2 separate regions of the Homo sapiens genome follow, and region 2 is linked to region 1. A link is a loop called in an ENCODE intact Hi-C map of the cell type or tissue named here. Cell type or tissue: HepG2. All regions are shown on one strand. Each heading gives the region's core, and the rest is flanking DNA. Links, peaks and the distances in the headings are about the cores only.

Region 1 (5,382 bases), core at 312-5,311:
GAAACTTAAATATCACAAGAAGAAAATAAAATACTCTGTTAAATATGACAACATAGGTAAATATAAAAAGGAGTATTGCTGTATTTTTTATTTTTAATTCCTCTATTATTTCCTAAGTGATTTCACAAATGCATTAAACAGTAATTATAAAGCTATGTTAATGAGCACACACAATAAATTGTGACAAAAACAAAATAAAGACAGAGATAAATATGAGCAGAGTTTCTGTGTGCTGTTAAGGCTAATATAATATTATTTTAAGCTAGATTATTATAAATTTAGGATATTAATATTATTTCTCATAGTAACTTCCATGAAAACATTTTAAAAATATACACACAAAGTAATGAGAAGAAATCAAAATGGTACACTACAAAAAATTAAAAACAAAAGAAGGTAAAGAGAAACAAAAAAGACATAAGAAGTACGGAAAACAAATAGCAAAATTTTAGAGGTCACTCCTTCTCCATCATTTTTTTTCAATGTAAATGGATTAAATTCTACAATCAAAAGGCAGAGTTTGGTAGAATGGATTAAAATACAACACATGCTTCACTTATATGCTGTGTAAAGTGACTCATTTTAGAGCCAAAGACACAAATAGGCTGAATGTAAGAGGATGGGGGGAAGAAAAAAAACACAAACCCTTAAACAGTATCCAAAAAAGAACTGGAGATGGCTATATAGGTTGAGTATCTCTTATCCAGAATGCTCAGGACTAGAAAAAAAATCAGATACCTGATTTTTTCAGATTTTGGTGTATTTGCATTATACTTCCTAGTTTAGTATAGCTAATCTGAAAATATGGAAATCCCAAATGCTCCGGTGAACATTTTCTTTTAACATTATGTTGAACCTCAAAACATTTCAGATTTTGGAACATTTTTTATTTCAGATTTCTAAATTAATAATACCAGACAAGATAGGCGAAAACAAAACAAAACAAAACACACACAAAAAGACTGTTACAAAACACAAAGAAGGACATTATGTAATAATAAAAAGTAAAATCATGAAGAAGATGTGACAAATGTAAGCACATATATGTTAGAGACAGACTCAAAATTTGAAGCAAACATTTATAGAATTGAAGAAGGAAACATACTACTGTCCAGTACTAGTTAAGACTTCAATTCCCCACTTTCAATAATGAATAGAACTTCTAAACAGAAAATGAATTAAAAATAGAGGACTTGAGGACTGGAACAATAGCATAAACCATCAATACCTAAAGTACACAAACAAATACACACACACTCATCAGTCTGCCCTACAATAGCACAATAAACATTTTTCTCAAAAACACATGTAATATTCTTCAAGATAAACTATATGTTAGTCCATGAAATGTCTCAATAAATTAAAAATGTTTTAATGCATACAATTTGATAACCACAATGAAATGAAGCTGGAAATCAATAACAGAAGGAATAATAAAAAATTTCCAAATATTTGAAAATTAAGCAACACACTATGATATGGTTTGGCTCTCTGTTCCCACTCAAATCTCATCTCAAACCGTAATCCCCACGTGTTGAGGAAGGGACCTTGTGGGAGGTAACTGTGATATAGGAGTTAAAAAGTAATCACTTAGGCAGATAGCAAGGGTATGGGAGTTCTCAGTGAGCCATGTTTAAACCAGTTTTCTTTCATGGAGGACTTAGACATCATGTGGTACTGGAAGAAGTCCTGGGACAACTGAGGATTTCCAATCAGGGCTACCCCTCGGTATTATCCAAAGGCTTCTGTACTTACCCCAGCCTCCAATGGCCCCAGTGCGGTGTTGGCAATGGGCTCTCCAACTTTCCTTTTGTAATTTCTTCCTTACCTGTCCAGGGCCATCGTATTTCTCATCCTTTCTATGTATTCAATGTGTGGGAAGTTTTACAGTTCGGGGACATAATCTTGTTTGGCAAGATTAAGAAATGTTGTACTAACCAGGGATATAGCTCAAGAGAAGGTGTCTGTGATTTTCTAGGAACAGAGTCCACCCCCGCTCCCAAACCAACCAAAGAGAGCATTTCTCTCTCTCAGCCCTTGGTCTGGAGAACACATGATACATCCAGGTCTCTCTCTGCCATTGGCTTGGAGAGCATATGGCATTTCCAGGTCTCTTTCTGACCTTGGCCCGGAGAGCATATGGCATGTCAAGGTCACTCTGCCCTTGGTCTAGAGAGCACATGGTATTTCAAGGTCAACAGCACCACCTAGTGGAATAGGGATCCTCTCCATGAGGCACATTGTCGGTCCTTCACTGAAACATGGTAGCCTCCCGATTCTCTCCCCTTTTTGTGGCTATTAAAAGCTAGGCTACATGCTGCTTCTGTAAATAGGAAAATTCTGCCTTCAGCAATTAGGGCTAAAATATCCTCCAAGGCCAAATTATCAAGAAAACGGCCATTTGGTCCCTATGTTCTTCTTTTTTTTTTCTGAGACGGAGTCTCCCTCTGTCGCCCAGGCTGGAGTGCAGTGGCGCGATCTTGGCTCACTGCAAGCTCCACCTCCCGGGTTCACGCCATTCTCCTGCCTCAGCCTCCTGAGTAGCTGGGACTGCAGGCGCCCGCCACCATTCCCGGCTAATTTTTTTTTGTATTTTTAGTAGAGACGGGGTTTCACCGTGTTAGCCAGGATGGTCTCGATCTCCTGACCTTGTGATCCGCCCGCCTCGGCCTCCCAAAGTGCTGCGATTACAGGTTTGAGCCACTGCGCCTGGCCCCGTACGTTCTTTTGAGGCACCTATTCGACCTCCAATTAGAGTGGTACTTCATTAGTAAGGGGATTTGAAGTTCGGGAGTTAACCAAAACCATTCTCTAAGGGTAAACGCTTCAGCACTGGTCATAATAGCAGGATACAGAGTTCAACCTAGCATGCTGTCTCCATTAAAGGGGCCTTGCCCCTAAAAACTATTACATAGTTTTTCCTGAGATCCATTTTTCAGAGAGACAGGCAGGTCACACAAGTCTAGGAAGTCAAAAGGAAATCATAAGCAGTGGACTAGAGCCACTTGGGTGGGCGTGAATAACCCCAATTGCTTAGTTTCTCTGGTTCTATGGCTGGAGGTCACGCCTACAACCAGGGGTGGAACATTCAACAAGGTGCCAGGACCCAGGAACCACAGAGGGAAAAGAGCAAGAAGAACATTTCCACTGCCTTCCTCTCCACCCTGGCTCACACCACAAGGAAGGAGACTAAAGGGGCCCCTTTTTCTCACTTCTCTTTATCAGGCTATAGATACCTGGGTATGGTGAGATAGCTCATCCTCTGTATCACCTCATAAGACAAACTCAAGCAGCTAAATCTCATCTCTTAACCTGGAAACCTGAAGCTCAAAAGGCCTGGAACCAGCTAAAGCAGGCCCTAGTAAAGGCACTGGCTCTCAGCCTCCCTGTAGGAAGGGCCTTCAATCTGTATGCATCAGAAAGGAAGGGAATGGCCTTGGGAGTCTTAACACAGGCCTGAAGACCAGCTCAACAGCCTATGAGTAACCTGAGTAAGAAACAAGATTTGGGACTAAAGGATGGCCAGCATTGCCACCGTGGCCCTACTAGTCCCAAAAGCCTTCAATTAACCCAGGAAAATGACTTAACTGTTTATACTCCGCATAATGTGGTGGGATTACTGTCCTCTAAGAGAAGCCTTTGGTTAACAGACAGTCGGCTCCTTAAATATCAAGTTCTGCTGTTAGAAGTTTTCACCATCCAGTTAAAGACTTACTCTTGCTTAAGCCCAGCCACTTTCCTCCCTGAGGGAATGGGGGAACTAGAACATGAACAAGCTGTGGTACAGACCTATGCAGCCAGGGAAGATCTCCGGAAAACCCCTAGAGAATTGAGACTGGACCCTCTTCACAGATGGAAGCTCCTTTGTAGAGCAAGGAGTCTGTGAAGCAGGATATGCAGTGGTCACTCTGAATGATGTTACTGAAAGTGTGTCTCTCTCTCCAGGCACACGCTTTTAAATAGCTGAACTGACAACCCTTACAAGAGCTCTTGAGTGAAGCAAGGGAAAGGTAGCTAACATTTACACTGACTCCAAGTATGCTTTCCTAGTTCTCCATGCTCATGCTGCCATTTGGAAAGAAAGACACTTTCTTACTGCCAATCGATCTCCTATAAAATACCATCAGGAAATTAACAGGTTTTTATCCTCAGTTTTCCTTCCATGAGAGGTAGCAGTGATGCATTGTAAGGGATATCAGAAGGGAGTGGATGAAATAACTGAAGGAAACAAGCTAGCTGATCAGGCAGCCAAGTCAGCAGCAAGAAAGCTTCATGGCATCAAAATGCTTGAAGCCTCTCTAACTTGGGAAGGCTCTATAAGAGAAATCAAGCCTCAGTATTCCCATGCAGAAATGGAGTGGGCCACTTCTCGAGGGGACACCTTCCAGCCCTCAGGAGGGCTGCAATCAGAGGATGGCAAGCTCCACTTGCCAGGCTGCAGCCAATAGAAAGTCCTTAAAATCCTTCACCGAGCTTTTCACTTGGGAAAGGATAAAACTTTCAATGTTCTCAGAGATTGTTTTCAGGAGAGACCTTACTAACAACAAAATGGGTTGTTAATGCTTGTGAAGTCTGTCTTAAAAATAATTCCCTGAACAGGCAGCTTTTTCCTCCTCAAACCCAAAGGATGGGAAGCTCTCCAAGGGAGGACTGGCAGATTGGCTTCATCCACATTCCAAAGACGAAGGCCATTCAGTACCTCCTGGTATGGGTAGATACTTTCACTAACTGGGTAGTAGCATTTCCATGCCTTACAGAGAAGTCCTCTGAGGTAGTAAAGGTGTTAGTTAATGAAATTATTCCCCCTTTTGGTCTACCTAAGTACCTCCAAAGTGACAATAGCCCCTAATTTAAGGCAGCCATCACACAGGGGTTCTCAAAGGCACTAGGCATACAGTATCATCTCCATTGCACCTGGAGACCCTAGTCTTCAGGAAAGATAGAGAAGACAAATGATATCATCAAAAGACATCTCAGGAAACTGTCCTAAGAAACTCACTCTCCTTGGGTTACTTTTCTTTCCACGGCTTTACTGCCGGTAAGAAACACCCCTTCCAAGTTAGGTCTAAGCCCTTTTGAGACGCGTACAGACAGCCTTTTCTCATCAATGATTTCTTAATAGACAAAGAGACCTCTGAATTGGTTAAGCATGTAACCCCTCTGGCTTGCTTTCAACAGGAATTAACTCAACTAGCAGAAACCCAACCCCAAGAAGTAGGACCACCTTTATTTAACCCAGGATATTTGGTATTTGTAAAAGCTCTCCCTTCTCTCTCTCCTTCCCTAAGCCCAAGCTGGGAAGGGAATTAAATCATTCTCCTTTCAACCCCCTTAGCAGTAAAAGTTCCAGGTATCAATTCCTGGATGTATCAACTCAAGTCA
Region 2 (5,382 bases), core at 273-5,272, 920 kb before region 1:
GGTTTGTTAGTATTTTATTGAGGATTTTTGTGTTTATGTTCGTCAGGGATATTGGCCTGTAGTTTTCTTTCTTTTGTTATGTTTTTGCCTGATTTTAGTATCAATGCTGGCCTCATAGAATGAGTTTAGAATATTCTCTCCTCTTTGATTTGTTTAAAGATTTTGAGTAGAGTTGGCATTAGATTTCAAAAATGTATTTGGTAGAATTCTGTGGTAAAGCCATCAAGTCCTAGGCTTTTCTTTTATGGGAGACTTTTTATTATGGCTTCAATCTTGTTATTTGTTGCTGGTTTGTTAAGGTTTTCTATTTATTCATGGTTCAATCATAGTAGGTTGCATGCGTTCAGGAATTTATCCATTTCTTCTAGGTTTTCTAATTTGTTGACATATAGTTGTTCATAATAGTTGTTAATGATTCTTTTTATTTTTGTGATCTCTGTTGTTGTGTCTCCTTTTTTGGCTTCTGAATACATTTATTTGATCTTCTCTCTTTTTTTTTTCTTAATCTAGCTAAAGGTTTGCCAATTTTGTGTGTCTTTTAAAAAATCAAGTTTTCACTTTGTTGATTATCTGCCTTTAGTTTCAATTTTGTTTATTTCTGCTCTGATTTTTATTATTTCTTTCCTTCTACTAATTTTGGGTTTGATTTGTTTTTGCTTTTCTAGTTCCTTAAGGTGCATCATTAGGTTGTTTATTTGAAGTCTTTCTACCTTTTTGATATAGGTATTTATTGATACAAACTTCCCTCTCAGTACTACTTCTGCTGTATCCCATAGATTTTGCTATGTTGTATTTCCATTTTTAATTGTTTAAAAAATGTAAATTTATTTCTTAATTTCTTCATTGACCTATTGCTCATTCAGGAGTAAGTTGCTGAATTTCAAAATGTTTCTGTATTTTATGAGGTTTCCCTTGTTAACAATTTTTAGTTCAATTCAATTGTAGTCAGAAAGATACTTGATATAATTTCTACTTTTTTGGAATTTGCTGAGACTTGTTTTGTGGCCTAATATATGGTCTATTCTGGAGAATGTTTTAAGTACTCATGAAAAGAATGTGAATTCTATATCAGTTGCGTATATTGTTCTGTAAATGTCAATTAGGCTAATTTGGTCTATTGTGTAGCTTAACTCCAATGTTTATTTGTTGATTTTCTGTTGGGATGATCTGTCCATTACTGAGACTGGGGTATTGAAGTCCCCTACTGTTATTGTATTGCCATCTGTCTCTCTCTTCCTTTAGATCTATTAATGTTTACTTATATACTTGGTGCTCCAGTGTCAGATAAAGAGATATTTATAACTGTTATACCCTTTTACTGAATTGACCCTTTTATCATTATATATAGTGACCTTCTTTGTCTTTTTTTTACAGTCTTTGATTTGTAGTCTACTGTATCTCATATAAATGTAGCTACTCTTGCTTGTTTTTTATTTCCAGTTGCATGGATTATCTTTTTTAACTCCTTCAGCTTTAGTCTATGTGTATCTTTAGAGATGAAGTGGGTTTCTTGTAGGAAGAATATAGTTGGGGCTTCTTTATTCATTCAGCCATTCTATGCCTTTTAATTGGAGAATTCAGTCCATTTACACTGTGTTGTTATTGACAAGTAAAGACTTACTACTATCATTTTGTTGTCTATTTTCTGGTTGTTTTGTAATTCTTTTCTTTCTTTCTTCTTTTTTTAACTGTCTTCCTTTGTGGTTAAGTGATTTTCTTTGATAGTGTGTTTTAATTCATTCTTATTTTTAGTGAATCTATTATAGGTTTTTGCATTTGTGGTTATCATGAGACTTAGAAAATCCATCTTATAGATAAAATAAATTATTTTAAAGAGATAAAAACTTAGATCACAAAGAATGTTAAAAAAAGCAAAAATGCAAAAATTCTACATTTTAACTTCTGTCCCCCATTTGACTTTAAGTTGTCTTGATTTACATATTTTTATATTGCCAATCTCTTAACAGGTTACTGTTGGTATTATGGTTTTTTGTAGATTTGCCTTTGGGGCTTCACACTAGAGTTATGAATAGATTGTACACCTGTTGCAGTAGTAGAGTATTCTGTGATTTTCTATGTACTTAATTATACCGGTGGGTTTTATACTTTGAAAAATTATCTGTTTGCATGTTAATGTTTTTTTTTTTCCCTTCCAGATTGAAGGACTGTCTGTAGCATTTTTTGTAAGACGGGTCTGGTGGTGGTAAATTCTCTCAGCTTTTGATTGTTGAGGAAAAACCTTTCATATTTGAAGATAGATTTGATGAATACAGTATTCTTGGAGGGTAGTTTTTTCTTTCATTACTTTGAAAATATTGTCCCACTACTTCCTGGCCTGTATGGTTTCCACTGAGAATTGTGTCACCAGATGAATTGGAGCTTTGTTTATATATTATTTGCTTTTCTTCCTCTTTCTGCTTTTAGGATGCTTTCTATCACTTTAGCTTTAGAAAGTTGAATTGTTATAGGTCTTGTGGTAGTCTAATTTGGGTTGAATCTGTTTGGTGTTTTCTGACCTTCCTGTTCCTGGATATTTATCTCTTTCTCACATTTAGAAAGTTTTCTGTTATTGTTTTTTTCTCTTTGAATAAGCTTTCTACCCCTTGTTCTTGCTCAACTGCCTCTTGAAAATTAATAATTCTTAGATTTGGTCTTTTGAAGTAATTTTCTAAATTTTATGAAATATTTTCATGCTTTTCATTCTTTTTTCTTTTTTTACTCTCTGACTGTTTTTTTCAAATAGCCTATCTTCGAGCTCACTGATTCTTTTCTCTGCTTGATTTATTCTGTTCTTCAAACCCTCTAATAAATTTTTGAGTTTAGCAAATACATTTCTCAGTTCCAAGATATCTGTTTGATTTTAAAAAATTATTTCAATCTCTGTTAGAGATCCCTGATAATTTTTAAATATGCCTTTCTGTGTAATCTTGAAAATCACAGAGTTTTCTCAAAACTGCTATTTTGAATTCTTGATCAGAGAGTTAACATATTGCCATTTTGTTAGGGTCAGTACCTGATTCCTTGGTTTGTCCACTTGGAGAGGTTATGGTTTCTTGTCTGCTGTTTCTTGTGGATGTACATCCATGTTTTTGCATTAAACGATTATTTATTCCAGGCTTCTGTGTATGACCTGTTTTGATTTACACTGGACATGTTTGCTTAGAGATTCTTCATAATTTAGCTGTTAATTGTCATTATTTTTATCACCCCAGCTAGGTCACTGCCTCCTTTTGGTCACTAGATGGCAGCTTAAGACCAAGATTTCCTTGGTTCTAGGCAATCAGAGTGCCTCCCTTCTCGAATGGGAGGATATCCCAAAACGGATATCTTGAGTGCGGGAAGGCTGGCTAGGGGTTTGTGCCAGGGAAGCTGTTACACAAACCTCCTATAACATGGTGCTGTTGAACAGCCACTCTGATTTGATGTCTCTTTTGGCTGAGTTACAGAGACGTTTCCAGTTTTATAGATAGTATTCCCATCTCTGCTCTTTGTCTCTGTCCTCAGAGATATTTCTTTAGGCACTCCTGATGATTCCTGTGGCTTGAGGCAGAGACAGGTTTACTGCCAAGAAACCCAAGGTGGTTAAGAAGCTGGTTGTCCACATCATCTCATTTTTTTTTATTGTAGAAACCCTAAGTTGGGGAGAAATTTTCCATGTTCTTGCTGTTGAACAGATTTGGGGGAGCGGTGTCACGGATATGGAAGTCCAACTTTCTTACTGTGTGTTGAAAGGTTTTTTCCCTTCTCTGTGGTCCCAGGAATGATCTGACCCTTCTATTTGAGCTCTAGAATATTGCTAGTGATGATGTTAGAGCTGTATATATGTTTCTGGTTTTCTATGTGTATGTGGTGGCAGTGGTGGGGAGGGTGAAGCCAGCTTGCTTCTATGCCACCATTTTGAAACTGGAAGTCCTCTCAGATTCTCCTTTTAACCAATTTTAATACCTTATTGATTTCCTCATTAATTAATGTTAAAATCTTTGATGTTATTTCTTGTTTAAGAGAGTTATGGTCTAAATTTTTTGAAGAACCATACTTGAGTAGATTAGATTTTTAAAAAGAATGCTTGGTTAGGAGTCTTTGACTGACAAGTGATAGTCAACACGGTGAGAGTGAGCTTGGAGAACAAGCCTTAATCCCTTTAAATATTTTCAAAAAATTGCTTATGTATTTTTTAAAAAGTTTGGCTTTATTACCAGAAGGAAGTTTTGAATGACAGCATAGAATGTATTTTTTTCCCTGAATCAGTTTTGGAAAAAAGACTACAAACATTTATAATTTAAAACCTTACTCCTAATATTTCTGAGGTTGCCAAACCACATGCCCATCTTTGGCTTAGTGTAGAAACTTAAAACAATTCTGCCCAAGCCACAGGTAAATATGCTGACACCTCCCCCTCACTATCTGCTTATCCACTGCCCTGCTTTGAAGGAAATTTTTAAGCCGTGTGTGTGTGTGTGTGTGTGTGTGTGTGTGTGTGTGAGATATGTGCATTATGTATTTTGCTTTCTTGGCCTTTCTACTTTTCATTCATTTCATTCCCTGGATTTTGTTAGGTGAAATTATTCCTTAAAATGGTTGCAGCTCTTATCTTTGCAGCAGGGTTACAGTCAACAAATTATTTTATTGCCTTATTGCCTTCTTTATATTTATCATTTCATTCTTGTTATATCTTTATTATCTTGCTTATTAGACACTTTTTAAAAAAAATCGGCACTAGTCTTCACTCTGCTGCAGTTCATACAGAACAAAGTACATTTTTCTAGCATACCAGGTGCCTCTTGCTCTCAGATCTTTGTACTTAAACTGGGAATAATTCTGCAAATATTTCTGAAATGAACTTCCTGTGGAAAGCTTTTCCCTCTGTGCTCCCACTAGCTTTATATATTTTTCCTGTAGTGCTTATAACACTGTACTGTAAATACATATTTCCTTGTATATTATATCCAATAGACTTTAATTTGAAGATAGTGACAATGCCTTGTCCCCTCCTGGAGCTTCCACACTAGTCTAAGGAAATTCATGTAGAAGTGCTTAATTACATACTATGAGAAAAAAAATAGATGAAGTTCAAGGGACAGATGAGATTTCTTTTTTTGAGGCAGGGTCTTGCTGTCCCCAGGTTGGAGTACAGTGGCATGATCATGGCTTATTCGCCGCAGCCTCTACCTCCCAGGCCCAAGCGATCCTCCTACCTCAGCCTCCTGAGTAGCTGGGACTATAGGCACATGCCACCATGCTTGGCTTAATTTTTGTATTTGTATTTTTTTTTTTTTAGAGACAGGATCTCACTATGTTGCTCAGGCTGAGGACAGCTGAGATTTTAACACTATATTCTGATCTACAAAAAAGATTGGACATAATGGGGTTCAGGATATGCTA

The links. Hi-C counts contacts between places; a loop is a spot of excess contacts. Peaks named below come from ENCODE experiments on the same cell type or tissue, not always from the same donor. Only the 100,000 strongest peaks of a DNase experiment are listed, where the experiment ranks them.
Region 2: it touches region 1 in a loop (17-fold over the local background); 11 of 110 quality-filtered maps call a loop at or near these places.

What each region holds. Positions count from the first base shown.
Region 1 is chr1:102,432,474-102,437,855 of GRCh38, forward strand. No RefSeq gene overlaps it. Among named protein-coding and RNA genes, the nearest start is that of OLFM3, 440 kb to the left of the region's middle. In HepG2, for the core only: a CTCF peak has its summit at 2,200 (motif pointing left); a DNase peak (open chromatin) is centred at 2,178.
Region 2 is chr1:101,517,187-101,522,568 of GRCh38, forward strand. No RefSeq gene overlaps it. Among named protein-coding and RNA genes, the nearest start is that of LINC01709, 120 kb to the right of the region's middle. RefSeq lists a silencer at 3,167-3,276. In HepG2, for the core only: a CTCF peak has its summit at 3,247 (motif pointing right); a DNase peak (open chromatin) is centred at 3,265.